Regions from separate parts of the Homo sapiens genome. Here region 1 is linked to region 2. Evidence: read pairs that join two places in POLR2A ChIA-PET (ENCODE). Cell type or tissue: Caco-2. All regions are shown on one strand. Links, peaks and the distances in the headings refer to the core of each region. The heading gives the core; the rest is flanking DNA.

What was found. Peaks named below come from ENCODE experiments on the same cell type or tissue, not always from the same donor. Only the 100,000 strongest peaks of a DNase experiment are listed, where the experiment ranks them.
Region 1: POLR2A ChIA-PET joins it to region 2 with 6 read pairs; 5 of 35 experiments call an interaction of 5 or more read pairs at or near these places.

The regions. Positions count from the first base shown.
Region 1 is chr17:76,530,940-76,533,742 of GRCh38, forward strand. CYGB (cytoglobin) reads right to left here. Exons shown (of 4, transcript NM_134268.5): 2 at 521-752; 3 at 40-203. It also overlaps a transcript of PRCD not described here. Among named protein-coding and RNA genes, the nearest start is that of CYGB, 5.4 kb to the right of the region's middle. RefSeq lists an enhancer at 1-435. In Caco-2, for the core only: no CTCF peak of the experiment used is centred there; a DNase peak (open chromatin) is centred at 1,330.
Region 2 is chr17:76,640,235-76,643,037 of GRCh38, forward strand. All of the region lies in intron 1 of ST6GALNAC1 (ST6 N-acetylgalactosaminide alpha-2,6-sialyltransferase 1), which reads right to left. Among named protein-coding and RNA genes, the nearest start is that of ST6GALNAC1, 2.1 kb to the right of the region's middle. In Caco-2, for the core only: no CTCF peak of the experiment used is centred there; DNase peaks (open chromatin) are centred at 817 and 1,517.

The sequences.
Region 1 (2,803 bases), core at 140-2,639, 110 kb before region 2:
CGGGGAGGCTGCCCAGCCCACCCTCGCCCGCCTCCTCACGTGGTGGCGTTGGGGACCTGCTGCACCCAGCCCACTTCCTTGTAGGCAGCGGTCACGTGGCTGTAGATGAGGCCACGCAGCTTGGCCCAGGCTCTCTGCGTCTCAGGTGGGAAGTCACTGGCAAATTCCTCGGCGACCACCTCCAGAATGACCCCAGAGAGGATCTGGGGGCAAAGGGAGGAAGGGGGAGTGAACGCCCGGGCGCCCTGCGTCCTGCAACCCCCAGGCCCCTCCGCCCCACGTGTGGCCGAGAGGATCATTCCTAACGCAACAGTCTGGCAGCTTTGGGAACCCCGTGCTCTCAGGACAAGGGTTGCCCTGGACCCAGCCCCTCCATCCTGCTGCCGGGCACTGCCCCTCCCTCTCGCAGCCACTCCGGGGATCACCTCTGTTGCTCCAGAGAGCCGTCGCAGAGCCTGCGAGCTGCAGATGGCCATGACGCGTGGGCGGTGGGGGCTCTGCAGCAGATGGGGGCGCATACCTTGAAGTACACCGGTTCCACCTTGTGCTTGAGGGCGTGGGCTTTCCCCACAAGGGCGAGCACAGAGGACACCTTGTCGGGGTCATGCAGGTTCTCCACGACAGTGTTGAGGGCCCCCATGACTCGGCAGGCGTGCTTCCGCAGCTGGGGGCTCCGCTCCATCTCCAGGGGATCCTCCATGTGCTTGAACTGGCTGAAGTACTGCTTGGCCGAGGGGAAGTTCACAAAGAACCTGGCAAGAGGAACAGGGGTGGTCGCTGAAGCTGGAGGCTGCCTCGGGCCCACCCTGAAGCTTCCAGGATAGTGGGGGCTGAAGAAGTGGACCGCAGTGCTCCCCACCCCCGCACCGTCACTGTTTTCACTACCATCAGTAGACCTCAGCATAGACCCTCCTCCCTCTGGCCAAGCCGGCTCACCCCTACCAAGTCTGGCCATGTCTATCTGCCAGGCTTGCTCAGGCTGGCGGCTTCATCTCCTAGGCCTCTGTCTTCCTCGCTTCTTGCTTCCTTCCCAAACTCTACACCCCCTTCAAGCCCTGCTCTAGTCATAGCCGAGAGGGTAAGAACTCAGGTTCTGGAATCATGAGTTGATCTGAAATTAAATCCTCTCTAGTTGGACTGAAATTGTTCTGACTCTCCCAAAATACTGCTTTCATGAAGTCATGCTTATGCTCAAAAACATTCAATGGCTCCCTATTGTCTGCCAAAGTGAAACTCCTTAACCGGGCATTCCAGACTTCTGAACTGTCCCCCACCCGCTTCTTCAAACTCATGTCCACATTCCCCACTATACTCGCATCATCCCTGTCCTGGCTCAGCGGCTTTACTTACAGTTGGGAAAATGTTCCTCGGGTGAGCCACATTCCTTTCTACTACCCTTTTCCTGTGTCAGACATGCCTTACCTGGAGCAGGCTGGCCCAGGGGAAATGCTTTGCCCCTGAGGCCATTGGCACTACTCAGGTGACCTTCCCTGCCCTCCTTCCAGCGTGTCAGACTGGATCCCAAGGCTCTCACGCACCCTCTGACCCCCTGCCCTAGCTGGGGCCCTGCAGTGTGAAAAATGACAATGGCTTTTTTTTTTTTTTTTTTTGAGATGGAGTCTCACTCTGTCATCCAGGCTGGAGTGTGGTGGTGCAATCTTGGCTCGCTGCAACCTCTGCCTCCTGGGTTCAAGTGATTCTCTTGCCTCAGCTTCCTGAGTAGCTGGGACTACAGGCATCCATCACCACGCCCGGCTAGCTAATTTTTTGTATTTTTAGTAGAGACAGGGTTTCACCATGTTGGCCAGGCTGGTCTCAAATTCCTGACCTCAGGCGATCCGCCTGCCTCAGCCTCCCAAAGTGCTGGGATTACAGGTGTGAGCCACCACGCCCGGCCGACAATGACTTTTTCACCTCCCCTCCCTGTCGGGGCTGGATGTCATGTGAGACATGGGCACCGACTCAATCAGAACTTAAATAACTTAAGTGAATCCCCAGAAAATGTATGGAGTGGCCTGGACCTGTTCTTCCAGGTTGTTCTGCCCCTTCGTGTGTCCCCTTTGCGATCAGAGAGAGCTGATAATTTGCGGAAGTAGCCCTTTGGCCAGGAGTCGAGTCTCAGATGTGAGGGCTGGAACAGATGCGGAGAGGGCATCTGGCCGGGTCATCCCTGCTGCTGGTGGAACTGCTATTGGCGGGGAAGTTTGCACAGTGACCAGGGCACAGTCTGTGTGGAGACTCAGGAGGGCCCCTCTCAGAGGCCAACTGTGACCTTGGGCAAACCGCTTCACAAGCTCCCTGTTTGCAGAAGGGCAAGAGGAGGGCCCCCGCTCACTGCTTCATGGATACACGGGTGAGGACACGTGAGGCGACGGGTCTGAAAATACATTGAATTTTCTGGAGAAGCACTGTAATGAGGGACAAATGTGAAAAACCCAATTTGGACTTAAACAAGCATCTCAGACTTTGGAGGTTTTACAATTGCAATAAAAAATAATGATATGGCCGGGCACGGTGGCTCACGCCTATAATCCTAGCACTTTACGAGGCCGAGGCGGGTGGATTGCTTGAGCTCAGGCATTTGAGACCAGCCTGGGCAATGTGGCAAACCCTGTCTCTACAAAATACAAAAAATTAGCCAGGTGTGGTGGCACACACCTTTGATTCCAGCTACTCAGGGGCCTAAAGTGGGAGGATCACTTGAACCCGGGAGGCCAAGGCTGCAGGGAGCCAAGATTGTGCCATTGCACTCCAGCCTGGGTGACAGAGTGAGACCCTGAATCCAAAGAAATAATGATAATAA
Region 2 (2,803 bases), core at 51-2,550:
TTTCCTTCCACTGCCTTCTGGGCTGTGAAGACCTGGGAGGGAGGGGCAGGGTGGTTCTGCCTCTTCCCAGGTACATTACATCGTGGACAGTTCCAACAACTTCCTGCCTTCAGAAATCTCTAGACCAGAACCAGGCATCGCTCTACTTAACATTTGCCCCTTAACTCCAGGGCATGTGGCATCTGCTGGGAAGGCCAGGCCCGGTCACTATGAGTGACTCTCAGGCAGCCCATTCCCACCCCAAAACATCGCCCCAGGAGGACTCTAACCCTCTGAGTTTCTCTCCTCCCCTGTCTTCTTATCTAAGCTAGCTTGTCTTGGGTTTTTGTCAGTTGCGATCAAGTGTTCCAACAAATACAAACCTATATTCACATCATACACAAAAGAAAATTTCTGATGGATTCTTATTAAGCTTAAAGAACAAAAGTACAGAAATATTAATAGAAAGTGTAAAAGAAAATGTATATAATATTAGGGTTGGGAATGACCTTCCTAAAAATTGCACAAAGTCCGGTGACCACAAAGGAAAAGATGGACACATGTTATTGATGTAACAATTACTTCTGTATGACAAAAGATATCACAAACAGTGAAATAAAACCAAACAAATATCAGGCTGAAGAAGATATTTTGAAACAGGAATTAAAAGAAATTAAAGAATGTGTAAGCAAAAACTCAGATGTATGTAAAAAAAACCCAATTCCCTCTAAGAAACAAAAAGAGGTGGAATCCTTTAAAAATTAATTGCCTGTTTTTCTGTCTGTGGCCAGTGAGCCTTATCTCTCCCTTTCCCAGGCATTGTGAAGACCTTGTCTCTGCAGCTGTGTAGCTGCAAGGTCACTAGGCAGATAAACTCAAGTCGTAAAACATATTTTTCCTTGAAAAGTAAGAAATGATGTAATGCATGTCTCAATTGAGTAACTGTCTTTGTTTCTTGCTTCTGTAATATGCTTCCCCCTGCACAGATCTCCCCCTGCCCCACGAAATGCTTAAAAGGTAACCTGACGCTTTGTTCGGGGCTCAGTTTTTTTGGATGTTAATGTGACTGGGCCAGTGCACCTTAATAATGATAATAAATCCTCCTCAACCCTTCAGTCTCTCTGATTCCTAAATTATCCCACTGCATTTAGAAGTATTGTAACATATATGATAAAAAGGTTAATATCCCTAATATACAAAAAGCTCCTACAAATATGAAAAAAATAATAAAAAGGAAGAAAAGATATGAACAGGTCATTCATAGAAAAGTACAAATGACTAAGAAAGTTAAGATTCTCAATACATCAGTGATCTGAGAAATGCAAATTAAAAAGAGAAACACTTTCACCTATCTGATGATTAAGACTTCAAAACCCTAATGAAAGCCAGTGTGGTCCTGGGAGGTAAAGTAAACTTGCACCTGTCAGTGTAGCATTCTGAGACAACAATTCAATGGTGTCCACTGACATTTCATGTAAACATATGCATTGTCTTGGCAATTCCACTTCAAGAAATCTACCCGGAAATCACTTACGCAAGTGCTCAAAGGTATGTGAGAAACTTGATAGGGGTTGGTTAAGTAAACAGTACCTACCCTGTGGAATGCTAAGCAACTGTTGAAAGAAGGGAGTGGACCTGTATGTCCCGACATGGAAAGATGTCCATGATATAGTGTGACTTACAAGGTCAACCTGTGGAACAATATGTAGCATGAGATACATATATATGTATATATACGTATATATGAGATATATATATAAGCTCTCTTGTGCATATATATGTAAATCTATATGATATATATGTGTATATATCTATATCTATATATACAATATATCTATATATACATATCTCTCATGCTACATATTGACATATAGTATATCAATATATAGCGTATATATTGTATATATATCTCCATACTATATATAGATATCTATATCTCCATCTATCTATCCATCTATCTGTCCATCTATCTGCCTATCTCTCTATCTCTCTCTCTCTCTATCTGCCTATCTATCTATCTATCTATCTATCATCTATCTATCGGGCTTGTATAGCATAAAGGTAATGAGCACAGGGTATGGCACCAAAATGCCTGGGTTTGAATCTTGGCCCTGCCGCATACTAGCAGGGTGACCTTGGGAGAATCACTTCAGTTCTGTGTATCTCAGTGTCCTAATAATGAGAATTAGTGAGTTAACGTATATCAAGCACTTAGAATAGGGGCTAGCTCATAGTAAATACTATAGCAGTGTTAGCTACATAATAATAGAATTCCGTGTACCCTCAAGTGTCAAGAGTGGTCACCTTGAAGAGTGGATAGAGGTGGAGGTATAATAGGGAGACCCTCACTTCCTGCTTCACCTTTCTGTATTTTTTTTAACTCTATGAGAACCTGCATTACTTTCAACGTTTAGGAACAGTGAAATGAAATTATTGGCTGGGCGCAGTGGCTCACGCCTGTCATCCCAGCGCTTTGGGAGGCCGAGGTGGGTAGATCACTTGAGGTCGGGAGTTCAAGACCAGCCTGGCCAACATGGTGAAAACCTGTCTCTACTAAAAATACAAAAACTTAGCCAGGCCTGGTGGCATGCGCCTGTAGTCCCAGCTACTCAGGAAGCTGAGGCTTGAACCTGGGAGGTGGAGGTTGCAGTGAGCTGAGATCATGCCACTGCACTCCAGCACTCCGGCAGCAGAGTGAGACTCCGTCTCAAAAAAAAAAAAAAAAAAAAGAGGGCCTCTCACTGCTGGAGATGTGTGTATTTTCTAAGAAAAATGGTCTAGAAGGTATTTTTGAAGGATTAACTTGGCGTCCACAATTGAAACT